Regions from separate parts of the Mus musculus genome. Here region 1 is linked to region 2. A link is a loop called in an ENCODE intact Hi-C map of the cell type or tissue named here. Cell type or tissue: heart. All regions are shown on one strand. Each heading gives the region's core, and the rest is flanking DNA. Links, peaks and the distances in the headings are about the cores only.

What was found. Peaks named below come from ENCODE experiments on the same cell type or tissue, not always from the same donor. Only the 100,000 strongest peaks of a DNase experiment are listed, where the experiment ranks them.
Region 1: a loop joins it to region 2, with 2.3 times the contacts of the local background. A loop is called at or near these places in 1 of 42 quality-filtered maps.

Annotation. Positions count from the first base shown.
Region 1 is chr11:75,135,522-75,142,547 of GRCm38, reverse strand. It overlaps Smg6 (Smg-6 homolog, nonsense mediated mRNA decay factor (C. elegans)), which reads right to left. Exons shown (of 19, transcript NM_001002764.2): 14 at 3,179-3,355. Among named protein-coding and RNA genes, the nearest start is that of Gm51907, 7.3 kb to the right of the region's middle. In heart, for the core only: a CTCF peak has its summit at 3,032; DNase peaks (open chromatin) are centred at 1,937, 3,237, 5,317, 5,697 and 1 weaker place; H3K4me3 peaks cover 454 bases; H3K27ac peaks cover 4,181 bases.
Region 2 is chr11:75,048,044-75,055,069 of GRCm38, reverse strand. Smg6 (Smg-6 homolog, nonsense mediated mRNA decay factor (C. elegans)) reads right to left here. Exons shown (of 19, transcript NM_001002764.2): 13 at 1,107-1,308. Among named protein-coding and RNA genes, the nearest start is that of Gm51907, 80 kb to the left of the region's middle. In heart, for the core only: a CTCF peak has its summit at 3,285; DNase peaks (open chromatin) are centred at 1,139, 2,689 and 3,199; H3K27ac peaks cover 4,671 bases.

The DNA of each region.
Region 1 (7,026 bases), core at 1,132-6,131, 87 kb before region 2:
TCTCTCTTGCACACATTCAACACAAACTTTGGACCTGGTTTCATTTTGAAATTACAAATGATTCAAAGAGTAAACAATAGAGAAACTTGAACTGCTCAATTTAAATCTAATTCGCGCTAATAATCTGATAGGAATCAACTCTGGCCAACATCTGGGAGTTAGGCAAGGAAGTTCCCTTGCCCCAGACAGTATCAAGAGCAGATGCTGTAGCTCTACAGACTTTACCCTGATTTCCTTTTAAGACCACAGCCTGGTAGTGTGGAGACTTCTGGGCCCCATTAAAAAATTCACATAACATGGCCTTGCTCAGCTGCCCTCCAAGGGCCTAGGCAGAGTAAGTAGGAGGTGGCTGGCTAGCTTATGGAGCCTTCTTGCCAGGCTGATGGAGCCTTCCCCAGGGATGGCACTTCCTCACTTGCAGACTCAGTTCTCAGCAGCCACTGCTCCCCGGGTGGTCCTAGCTCCACTCCTCACTCTCTCACTTTTGGCCTTGGTCAGGAGAGAACATACAGCTGCCTGAGGGGATGGGGCTAGTAGGGGAGTGATTCAACAGGAGAAGGAAGATTCTTGTAATTCTAACAGAATGATGACTACACTGACAGCTACTAGCTACTCAGGGCTTTTTATGGGCTGTGTACCCAGCTATGTGTTTTTCATACATTAACTCTTTTAATTCTCACAAGGGCCTGCACAATAGCTATTACCATCTGCACTTTATAAATAAGGGGCTTAGAATAAAATAGCCTGTTCAGTCACAGAGGTGGCAGGAAGCAGAGCAGGCATTCAAAATCAAGTGAGTCTGACTCCTGTGCCTGCTCTAACCAATCACAACGAACAAAACTGCAGGACTGGGGTTGTGAATTGAGAGAGCAAGCCCAGACACGGCCCTTGGTAGCTCAGCTTTATCAGGCCTGGACCTATTTAGATAGACCAGTCTTGGGAGATGGCAGGTAAGGATAAAATAACTGTAACTGTCCTGAGAGGTTCTAGGGGGTTTAGGGTGCTGTCCACAAGCATCACTTACTTATCAATATCTGGCTATGAGGAGGAAGAAAAATTCACATTTATTTTGTTGCTCACAGGGTTAGCCTGGACAAGAGCAAGTGCAACAAGATGCTTGTTGGCTCACGGAGGAAGAGTGTCCTTGCCTGCTCTGACCAGGGATGGACAGTTAGTTAGCATTGGTTTGGAGTGAACAGGACTGAGGTCAAAGGAGGGTCAGAGAAGCTTGTCTGAGGTTTGTTCAGCTCTCATAGCAAACAAGGAAGTGCAGGGTTATGAAATTACACAGAACAGGGTAAGTAGGATTTCCCAGGGACCACTAACATAAAAGAACCCAGGAGACTCGTGGGAAAAGGAAGAAGTGGGCAGCCTGGTGTGGGTCACGAACCTTTGCCTGGTCAGTAAGCCTCAGAAGGAGAGTACAACCAGATCAGGCACCAGAGGTAGCCCACCCCTTCTAGGGTGGGAGGACAACCTCTTTGCCTAGCTATGCTTGTGCTGCCAGTCCTAGATGTTCAGAGGCATCTCTTATAACCACGCTGGAGAGCTGGCTTTGCTCATCCTCCACTGCCTACTTTTTTAGTCTTTTAGTATGGGAGAGATAAAGGAGATGTATAGACATCATGGGCCTGTTTCCCACACCGTCTAGAGCTGCAGGAGCACTGTTCTGCTTGCTAAAGTTGGACACCCCAATGGCTCTGGTAACTCCACTGTCTCCTCCCATGCTGACAGCTCATTCTTTCCCTTTATTCTCTGCCCAGGTTTCATCTAGAGAGTCTGGAATCATGGGCTTAGCTATGGCCCTGGAACCACCTCTGTCCTGGAAGCTGAGTCCTGTGTCATCAGGCATGGGGTGGAGTTCTCCAGCTATCCTAACGAAGCCAGGCCAAGACTGCTTCTCTGAAGACTCTGTTCCAAAGGTGGCCACTCTATCACTGCCTGAGATCCTAAACGACAGCTTCCAGCTGACATCTGGCTTCCTTGGCCTGTTGCTGATTTCATCCTTGTACCCCGCCCTGCTCCACTGGGCGCTTGAGACTGCTGTGGGCCAAATGACTGTGTTGGCCTATGGGTGACCTGGCCTCTGGCTAGAATTGCTTCCGTCCCTTCCCTCCATCCTATGTTTCTTTCTATCTAGGACCCTCATCTTTAATACTATGGAGTAAAGAGAAGAAAAGAGCCAACCTTCAGGCAAAAGTGAGACATGTATATACTCCCAGATAGTTACCCACACCCAGAAAAGCAGCAAGGAGGCTGCCATATGTACATATGCTCCATTTCTACCACACAGTCACAATGACGCTCAGTCCACAGGCGCCTCAGGGGTGTGGACAGCAATGTTCATTTCAACTGACAAACTGGGCACATACAGATGATCATCAGAGATCATCCCAGAAAGACATAGATGCACAACAGGGGAACTGCTAAGGAGGTCAGCAGGGATACATGGATGTGTACACAGGCAAACATGCTTGCGAACATGGGCGTGCACACATACGCGCTCTCTCTCTCGGTCTCTCTCTCTCTCTCTCTCTCTCTCACACACACACACACACACACACACACACACACACACACACACACACACACATACACACAGGCATGAGCAATGGAGGGAGGGAGGGAGGGAGAGAGAAAGACTGGAGTGAAGCAAGGGCTACAGGAACAATCAAGGGCAAACAAACAAGAGGAGAATTCCTTAATCACATCAGGATGTGCAGGAGGGAGGGAGTAAGAGAGAGAGAGCAGGCTGGGGGAGGGGTGATTTTCCACACGGGGCCAGCAATGTCAGCTCTTCCTGTACGTGAGCTGGAGGCTGGAGTTCAGGTCTGTGCTGTGCTGAGCTCCGCACATCTATAAACTTGATCCTTAGCCTGAACCCTAACACCCCTCACTCTACTCTCTTTCCTAAGCCTCCAGAGCTGAATATTATTAAACTCTTTCCTCCAATGCAACATTAAAAAGAAGCATCTGGAACTCGTAGATGGAGGCACTGGGGTGGACTGGCAGGAGGGGCACCAGCAGAGTGCACTCTTGAGAGGTTGCTGTCACCTCAACACACACTGAACTAAGCGAGAGGTTATAAATCATCTCAAGGGGAAGCTCCAGCCTGGGCAGCAGGGCACGGGGGAAGGGGAGCTTTCCCTCTGCCATAGCGGCTCTTCCCGAATAGTACCTCATCTTCCAGTTGTTTTCCCTCTTGGCTTCCCATTTCCTTTCCCATGGTGTCTGGGACGGGTGCCACTGACACATATTTTCCACCCTTGAATGCCAGCAGAGGCTCTTCTTGTCCACAAAGGGCTTCCAGAAAATACTTCAGCACTGTGACCCTTTTGCAGTCAGCTGCAATAACCTACAGGGCGAGAGGGAGAGAAGAAAAACAGCATTTTCTGAGAGGGAGGATGAAGACGAGAGACATTGCTAGCTGCAGGGCACATGAGAATTGTGTCAAAGTTACTGGGGAGGGAGGTAGTATGAGCAACAAGAGTGTATGGAGGAAAGCAAAGACCAAGGTCTTCTGAAGGAAGGAAGTCGCCAGGCCTTGCTTTAGGTCATCCCTGGGGCAGCAGACACCTCAGGACCAATGCCAGGTGCCCTCAGGGCTTGTACTTTTCTTTTATTAAAGTCCTATTATGAAAAACAAAACCCAGAAAATAATTTCTTCTAAGTTTGGAATATAAGTAAGAGGACGAGGAATGCATGGCAGCAGGTTGGCTACCACAAAGTACTGCTTTCTAGCACCCCTGGCACCCTGTTCCCAGACTCCCTCCAGGACAGTCTGCAGACTGAAAGATAAGCTTTCTTGCCTGTTTCATCTTAGCTAAGTCATTCTGAACTTCTCTGGATGGTTCCTGCCTCACCTGAGAATGGGCAGGAAATTATCAGGCTGAGAGGATGGGGCAGAGCAGGTGAGTTCACCAAAGCTCTGCCCTCCACAGTTCACACTAGTTGCTCCCATGTTGCTACAGCAGCACATATACAGTGCTGATTTAGCTGTTATATGAAGTATTATCCTGATCAGCTGTCAAGTCTGTCAGGGTCTCAGATGATGTGTCCTCAGTCACCTAGACTGGAATCCTCTCCACAAGACCACATATGCATGCCGTCACCTCTATTTGTGCCCATGTGTGCATTGTCCTCTTCCTTGCTATCTGTACCCTTCTCTTATTCGTTGGATTCTGGGGCCCTATCATGCCTATTGACTGGATGGTTGTCAACGAGGAGGTCCCTGCTTGATGTGCATCTAAGAAGCAGAGGACATTTTCTACACCATATTGGCCAGATATGACACAGAACAGCCCTTTAATCATCAGTGATTCCAAGACATGTTAAATGACCAAGACTCATTGTAAATTTTTATTTTATGTGCATGGGTGTTTTGCCTGCATGTATGTTTGTGTACCATCAATATGCCTGGTACACAAGGAATCCAGAACATATCATCAGATCCCCTGGAACTGGAGTTACGGATGGTTGTGAGCTGTGGATGCTGGGAATGGAACCCGGGTTTTCTGGAAGAGCAGCTAGTGTTCTTACCTGGTAAGTCATATCTCTAGCCCTACCCAATCACCCTCAGAGCCACTTTCCAGCCTCATTTCTGACTGCGAAGGGCAGGTGAAGGACTGATGTGGACGCTGGACTGTCAGGGCTCATCATTCCACTGTTGTACAGCTAACTCCTCCATGCAGAAGGCAAGCCCTCTAGTGCCAAAGATCACATCTTGTATTTCCCTAGCAAGGTGCTGTAAGAATCAAGTGACACACTACAGGCTCATGGAAAAGACTGGTAGGTGGAGAGAAACTCACTAGGACCACAGCAACAGGTGGTACAGGATGAGCCACGTCTTCTAAGACAAGGTGCAACGAGTCACCACTCTGCCAGGGAGAGTGCATACATACCAGACATCTGTGCCACAATTTCATTCTCTGCCATCTTTTACCCTGCCCAGATGGTACTTACCTATGGCTATTGCCACCGGAAGGTAAAATATTAGGCTAAGTATCTGACCACCACCGTCTAAGAGGCTTCCCTGAAGAGGCTTAGAGCCTCTAGAGCTTAAGGGGGCTGCTCCTGGATCTCTGAAGGGGTAAGGACAGGTAGCCTTGGCTCCATCCTGTGTATTCAAGCATGTGATGAGGAAGGTTAGAAATACAGAAGCAGGGGCTAAAAGGCATTAAAGAACAGAGCTGAAATGAGTAATAGCCTGGCAGGCAGCACGCACAGTGGCCTCCCTGCATCCCCAGTCTCTCACTTGCAGAGGAAACTTCTGCATTTCCACAAGACTGCCAGTTTCCTCTCTGTGGTCTAATTTTAACCACCTTGTCGTTACAGTGTGTGTCAGCCACCTGACCCTACTATGACCTCTGACCTTATGCCCCAGCTACTGCTCGCACTATAGAGAATTATGTAATGGATCCAGGACTTTCCTTTTTGGCATGAGACTGCTGCCACTGAATGGGTTGGGGGAGGAGGAAAAGGAGTAAGGAGAGGAGAGAGGATTTTGCAATGGTCCTTGGCACACCTGGATGGTGAAAGGGCTACAGGAGCCCCAGTTCAATCTATAGCAGAAACCTGCACAGGAGAAGACAGTGTCTCATGGTTATATGTTTGGACAAGTAGGAAGAAACACCGTTGTCATTAAGGCAGGCCCTGGGTGAGTAGATGGCTCAGGAAGCAGTGTGATTCCTGGCCAAGAGGGAGAAAGGCCACATGTGTGGACGTGGGACTCCTGGAGGTGGGGATTTCCAGGGCACAGCAGGAGCCTGGGGTGCAGACATCCTGAGCCTGCCTGTAGCACATCCTTAGAGGTTCAGTGGGAACTATCATGAAGAAAGACAAGGAACTCCCACCCTGCTCCAGTTTTCATTTGCACACCTTTTAGAATGAACCCAGTTTCCCTGAGTTTTGTCTGCTATGGTCATTCATTCTTGCCTTTAAGAGGAATGTCACTTACTGTGATTGGTAAGAGTTCTGCTTCACTGGGATATCTAAGAGGTCCAAAAAGGACTCTGTTTACATAGACAATTTACCCAGACTTTGTCTTCTCTTCATTGTAGTCCAACTAGCAGGGAGACCAACTAAGGCTGGATGCAGTATTCTTAAGTTTCTAAACTACAGCGTGGCAGTGAGAAATGAATTCAAGGTATTTAGTAAACTGGGAACATGACAGGCGTAATGTATAGGGCTTGCTCAAAGACACATGGAATCCTGTTTCCAGTTTGTTGGGCTGGTTGTGAGAGTATTCTGCCATGGTGTGAGAGGAATAAGCCTGGTGGAGAGAAAAACACAGCTCTCTTGACTCTGGGGTTCTACCGGAGGCTCTTGGGAATATTCTCCCATACAAAGGGGCTCTAGGAGTTGAGTCAGAGAGGGACAAAACAACAGTTTAATATGGTAAGGGATATATCAAAATAGAGAAAGACAGGCTGGAGATGGCTCAGCGATTAAGAGCATCGACTGTTCTTCCAAAGGTCCTGAGTTCAGTTCCCAGCAGCCACATGGTAGCTCACAATCATCTGTAATGGAATCAGATGCCCTCTTCTGGTGTGTCTGATGTCAGCTACAGTGTACTCTTCATGTATGTGTGTGTGCGCGCATACATCTATACATATACATACATATAATCAATCTTTAAAAAAGGATGGAGAAAGACTTTCAAACCAACTCCTTTAAAAAGCAAACTCCAAGACGATCTCCACGTAGCAGTAAAGTCTCTGGGGTTAAAGGGTAAAGGGGTCATATATTCTCTGGAAAGGAGAGAGTACCTATGAAATTTAGGATGTAATCTTCACAGTAACCCCTTCTCGACCATATTTTTCCATTTTGTATCAATTTCTAAGGCAGAGGATGTAAATGGTATGCCCACTGCCTTATTGGCAAACTCTCCTTGTTTCTGAGGCGAAAGCTGGGCATGATACAGTCCCTTTGGGTTATTACAACAGCGCTGGACTGGGGCTGAGAATGGGTGAAGGGCTGCTAGACTTTGAACCTTCTTGGTGTGCCTTTGCAGGGGCAGTCCTTGCC
Region 2 (7,026 bases), core at 744-5,743:
ACAAAATCACTTCTGTATCTATTATGCATTTCATCTTGATTGAAGAGTTCTTCCTCCTTTTTGTAGTGACACATACCTTATCTTAGCACTTGGGAGATTGAGACAGGAGGACTAGAAGTTTAAGGCCAGCCTCTGCTACACAGCCATTCTGGGGTCAGCCTGGGTATATGTGAGACACTTCCGCAAAACAACAAAACTTTAAAATAACATTCATCTAAAAAAAAAAAGACTTCCTCTTGAGAAGCCAATCATGGACTACTCCCCAAAGGGCTCTCCTCTTGGGAGTAGGATGCCACAGACTCTCTGAAAAGTGCCTTAGCACAGGAGACTGTTAATTCCCCACGAGTGTGATGGAACAACCCAGAATGCCCTACTCTCCACTGGCTAAAGACCCAACTGTTAAACTAGACTCTCCACAGTCCCCACCAGGGTAACAGGGAATGGCTTTTGTTTTCTATAAACAGACAAGAAAAAAGTCAAGTTAAAACACTCCTTAGAGGAAGGAAAATAGAAACCAGGCAGCGAGGAATGCTTCATATTCCTAAAAGCTTTTTTTGTACGTTAACACATGGTGTCTGCTTCTCTCTAGTCACCTATTTATCACTCTCCTCCTTAGAGAAGGGAAAAAGCCCTGGCTGTTTTCCTAGTGCAGAGTTCTGTGGCTGGGGAAGGAGGGAGAGGGAAGGAAGGAGGGTGCTTTAAGCATGATGCAAACCATTTGGAGCTGAGTAAGAGCACTGCCAACACAAGCTGCACTATTTAAACATGTGAGGAAATGATCGTATATACAACATGCCAGGAGCTCTGCGCTCTCTCTCCTCCACCCCCCTCTTCCTCCCTCCCTCCCTCCCTCCTTTCCTTCCCCCCCTTCATTTCTCTCTCTCATACACATACACAGGAGACACCCCCCCCCCCAAAGGAAGTTGAGAGGGATTTTTTTTCAGGACACAGAACTGGATGTCAGCGGCTAAAAGGTCGATATTTTCCCTTAACACCCTTCTCAATGACTTAATCATGTTCCGTTTGCACAGAAAACTTCCCAAGAATAAAGTCTGGAGAATTAAGAGAGTGGGTAAATGGGAAGGGATGTTTGGCCTGCAGCTGACCTTATCCGAGGTTTTCTCCACGTAGCAGGGGTCCTGAGGGGCAGCCAGCAAGGGGACAAAGCCAGAGAGAAGCCGATCCTCTTCCAGGATAAGCAGGGTGAGGTCATCATCTGGGTCCTTGTACAGTGGCACCTCAGACTGATTGACTGCAGTCAGTATGTTACAGAAATCAGCTAGTGTTGACCAGACATCCACAGCAACCCTGTGAGAAACAAGACAAGAAAAGAAGAACGGTTCTAAAGAGGTCGGTGAAAGTGTTCTTCCTGCTCTGGGAATGGAAAGGGACTTGCAACAAAAGCTGTAAGGCTGGCTGGCAGCTCCCAAGAAATATTATCAAAAATGTAATATTAAGTTGTGCCCATAGCTACCATCTATGTGTGTGTACTCTCTATGTAAAGGTGAAATTGATCGGGGGACTTTTAATCCTAACCAGAGAGAAAGAAAAAGAATTTGGAGAACCAGTTGCCTAATGCTGGTTCTGTCACCTTTCCAGACAGTATGATGAGACACTTTAAACAGTCTAGATACCCAGTGCCTACGGCAGCTCTCAGAAGTCCCTGCTCTTGCATAGTCAAGTATATACCACACAGACAGAAACTGGGCACTAGCCTCTCTCCTTCAGCCACAGGCACACAGGGAGTAGTCACACTGTGTAGTCACGTAGGCTTCCCTCTTAGAAATACTTTATAAAGTAATTCTCTATATGTAAGCAGTAAAATGAATACATGTCCAAGAAAATCCCCCTTCCTGTCTTGCCAAAGTCTGCTCTGGAAGGGAAAGCTTCTTGCTCATTTCAATGCTATCTTGGCTGTCCCACGCCTTCTTCCTTCTCTCACTTGTACATTAGACACAGGATGACTAACCATCCTGGGACTGTCCAAGTTTTAGCACTAAAATTTTCACATCTCTTAAGTCCCCTAGTCCAACACAGACCAGGATGCTTGGTCAGCCAGTCCCACATCATCGGGTTCTGGATAAACCTGAGAAGAAAACTAAAACTACAAAATCTCTCTCTCTACTTAAAACTCCAAGGTAGAATTATAGAAAGAAGGTTCATTTAGTTCATACCATCACCTATTGTGGCTCAGACTGTTTGGTGGGTGCTAAACATCACCTAAACTTTGCCTGCCTAAGTGAACCTCAATTGTAATTGTATCCAATGGTTGCCAAGTTTACAGACTTGATTTTCTCCTCCAGAAAAGCTTCTAACCCAGGAGATGGAATAGCATCTACCCTCTAGATGCTAAGATGTTAGAAATACTATAAAAAACAAATAGAAAACAAAACAACAAGAAAACTCCACAGGAAAGACTGAGTACGAAGAAACTCTATGCCAATAAGTTCTAAGGGTCCCCTGAAATCTCCCAGGGGTACTGTCCATGAGCCTACAGGGTAGGCTGAGACCTATGCCATTAAACCCCCAACTCCCATTCCAAGATGACAGGAAAGAGGGCATTCCAGGAATTGCCACTGAGAGCCATGGGGACTCCCTCCCTCACCAGCTCCAGGTGGAAGGAGGCTGAGGTGGTTTATTTACTGAGATCACTACACTAGGAAAAGGCAATGAAATGAAACATCTTGTTTTCAAGAGCGTCCTGGGAACCAGGCGGAACATGGTCCCATTAATCATACAACGGCACATAATCAACACACGTGTACTGCAGAACCAAGTCACTTCCCAGGCTTTGCCTAGCAAGAAGAACACGTTTGGGAAGAATCACCAGGGGGATGCAGGTTTTCTAAAGCCCTCTGCATGGACACCAACAACCAGACTCATTCACAAAGCTCCATCTTTTGGCTCAGCTGAGTTTGGCTGTCAGAAATGTTTAAATATGGAAAAAAATAAACAGTTGCAACACGTTTTTCTGTGCAGAAATCTGCCTGGGCTCCTCTGTGATGTAATGGGAAACGCGGCACTCAGGCTACCAGCTGTAGAATAAACAGAACTTTGAGGGTTAAAAGGAACTGAACTTTCCACGACCCCATCTGCAGAGAAGAAAATAATAAGAGGAATGATGCACTGCCCCACAGCTCTGATAGTTTATCCTCCGGTCCGGCTGCAGAGACAAGCACCGGATGTGATAGGGCTGCTCAGGGCTGCCTCTGAGGTTAGTGCTGCCCATGGGAGACACACAGGGAGGCTCTTCCAGTTCCCTGCTTCCTCCCCCAGTGCCCTGCTGGCCACTTGAGCCCACTGCCTGAGTCTGATCCCACAGCGTGGTGAGCTTTGGCCAACAGGCACTGCTTGGCTGCAGAGCAGCAATTTGGAAAATAAACAGGAAAAACGCCAGTAAGAAGGAAGAAGGTGAAAAGTCTCCCATCTGAATTCTTGGCTTGGAGGTCATGGTTGGTGCTAAACAGGTCAAGGCTGCTTGAGGACATAGTTAGGGATGAGGGTGTAGGCAGTAGTATCCCCAGCCAGAGAGAGGCGGCAGAAAATCACCCACAGTTTCCTCAGTGGGAGGCCCCACATCCCTCTCATCCTCCCACCCTTACCATCTTGGATCCAAGAAGAAGAAATATGTGGTACCATGTGGTTCTCATTACCATGCTCTCCTGTCCCCTAAGGCTCAGATAAAGCAAACTGACTCCTCCCAGAGACTGCTGCTCATCACTAGGGACTCCTGCCCACCTCTATCTTTTGCCCATTACTACTCACCTTGTGCCAAAACCTTATGACACACTGCAGTGATAAGGTAGATGAGAGTTCTTACCCTGTTGATTTTGTAAGACAGCAGCTGGGGCCAAAAGACATGGGAAGTGCCCTGAGTTCCCAAGTCAGAAATATAAATAAAAGCAGTCCAAGGGTCAAGCTAGACTGATCAGAATCAAGGAGATATAAAAAATGCTTCAATGAAAAGTCACTCCAATCAGGTCAGCCTGATCTTGTTGGTACCCATGGGCCAACCTGTGACAAAGGTATGGGAAATAAGAATCAAGAAACTAACGACGACGACGATGATGACGAGGAGGAGGAGGAGGAGGAGGAGGAGGAGGAGGAGGAGGAGGAGGAGGAGGAGGAGGAGGAGGAGAAAGAGATGTTCTCCAAAAACCCAGGTGAGAGGCCTGAACTGAAAAGCTAATATCTGCGAGAGGATGATGTAAGGGTTGAGAGGTCAATTCCATGCGTGAACAGTTTCCTGTTTAAGCAGAAGGGGGACGTCTTGAATTTTTTCCCCATGTTTCTTTCTTATCCTAATAAGAAGCGCCATTTAACCTTCACCTCATAGCAGCCCTTGAAGCCTTAGGAGTCCAGGTTGATGGAAGGGCACAAAGTAAAATCCTTGTGGCTATGAAGAGCTTGAAGATACTTGAGAACATGTGGGGTTCAGTCAAGCCCCTCTGCCACCCATTCCTATCTAGCTTTTTGCTGAGGAGACCGAAGGTTATAGGTGGGTAGAAGGGTATGAAGAGCCTCACTCTGTAGTCCAGGCTGCCTTGGAACTCACCATGTAGCCCTGACTGGCTTCAAAGCCTCAGTGATCCTGACTGCTGGGATCACAGGTATATGGTCCTATGCTTGGCTTAGACAAATCCTTCTGGCTTCTTCTGGTTCAACTTGTATTTGAAGAATGTACCAGAGCCTACAAAATCTCACTAAAGTTAGGGTACACTCTTCACCAAGCAGACACAAATCAGCCTGAGAATATGAAACTGTATTCAATAAACCCATTTATGGCTCCCAGAATGGCGACAATGAAGTCTCTCAGAAGCTGGGGTGTGATTAGTGTTCAGGGATCAGCAGTTGCAAAGTGACCCACTAGCCCAACCTCGAAGAACACACCACACACTAGGAAAGCAGAGCTCTGGCTGTAGTCTGAATGCCAGATCCTAGCCTGAGACAGACCAGCAATGACTAGTTAGAGGTATGCACTCAGTACCAAGGTTCACTACAGACATGCATTCACTTACTCCACCAGCAAGGGGTGGGGTGGGGGAAGAGTTAATTTACTTTTTATTGCCTCAGAATTCCAAGGTTTAATGTAGCTGTCAGTTTGAGTGCAGTGCAGCTGCTGGCCGATACAATGCAGCCCAGGCCAGCCCAGGTGACTGGGGAAACACATTTCACAGAAATGAACCAACACACACTCTTGGCTGGTTGTTTGGAGGATATTGACTTGGGGAATCAGATTAACCCTTCAGGCTAGGGTTAGTTCTGCAAATAGCATTAGAAAGCTATTCAGTCCAGGGAATTGAGAAGCTTGTTCTCTAGTGAGCCCACAGTTTTTTGTGTTTCTATAGTTCTCACAGGTGATGCTATACAGCTATGTGCCCTGCAAGACTGAGGTGTGGAACATATGAGACATGGTATACCACAGTCATCATCTCCTTGTCTGAAATGCGGAAAGAGAGAAAGGTCTGCTATCTGCCAGGGAAAGTCAGGTAGAACTGTTTCCAGAGCTCCAACAGACAGGATTAAGGAATGGCAAAAGGTTGGAATGGTCTGACCAGGGCTCAGTCTGTCTTTCTAGAAAGACCAAGGAAGACTAAGCATTCACACACTTCTTCATATTTTTACTGGGGGAATAGGCTGACTGGTGATTAATATCAAGTACAATGACCCCATGTTACAAGCCTGCAGGGGCCTGTGGAGGTGGCCGTTTCCTGTGTAATACCAGCTTGTTTAAACACTAACATTCAAACTCCACAGCTGCAGAACAAACCCGGAAAGAGGTGAGTGAGAAGAAGCCCTGCATTGTGTTTCAGAGCTATGGAAGATCAGAGAGGTTGTACAGATGGGAAACAAGTTGGGTTTTGGGTTCCTGGGGTGAAGAAATCTGGAAACAGCCAAGGTGGTATAGAAAGTAGGTACAAGGAAGCTAAAAGCCCAGTGAGCACAAATTCATGGGAAAGGCAAAAAACAATCAAACAAATGTTCAATGGCATATATTATCTGCTTAAAAAAATGTATTTCCCTTTGGGAACCCAACTCTCTGGATCTATAGACAACATTAATCCCTGGTTGCCCTGGAACATTTCTTACTTAACTGCAGGAAAATGGCAGGGTATAAGCAGCTAGTTGCAGAAATGGTTCTAAACCTAACAAGTCTAGTGGTGCTACAAGAATAATATCTTAGGCATAAAATGTTAGTAAGTCCTGCCCAAAGCCTGTTTGTAGTGGGATGAGTCCACAGTTCTGGAACTTCAGTGACAAGAACTATAATAGGCTATAAGGGTGGAGATGCAGCTCTCTCACTGAGATACAGGAACCACAAAATCTGTGTTTTAGATGCTGCCACAACACAAAGAGATCAGTATTCTAGGAGGTAAGGCAAGTAGCAAGATACCTTGCTTCACGAATACGAGATGCCTACTAGGTAACCTAGTTGAAGATTATCCCTTCAACAGTCATAGTTCATATAAAAGCAAGTCAACTAGGTCCTTTGTGAAAGAAAGTATTCAGCCCTAATCAGTTCTGTCTAGCAGAGCAAATCAGATTCTGAAGCTGTACTACAGCAAGGACACAAGCTCCTCCAAGTTGCTAGGCAGTGTAGCAAGAGCCCTACAGTCAGTAACAGATCACTGTAATCTCTGTAGGATTTCTCAGGTGCCAAAGTGTTTCTCCTATGTCACCTCCCCAAACCCACTCTAGGTCACAGTCTCTTTTTGATTTCAGTTCTCTCAAGTCATTCTCTTATGTATAGTCTCTGTAACATCACTATGGTGTGTTAAACCCATCAGCACTGGGTTTGGGAAAAACAGCCCCTAGGGGATTCTGACATCTCCATGGTCTGAGCAGAGGAGCCCTTGGCGGCCTCCCTGGTGCGGATTCTCACGGTTCCTGCCTCTGCAAACTTTTAGCTGTAACCACTCCAACACGTCTTTTCAGTTTAGCATATACTGGACCCAAATAACCTTAGTCCAGTGCTGGAAAGTCTCTCCCTGGGGTCAGCTGTTGTACCCTGAAAGGTCAGACTAA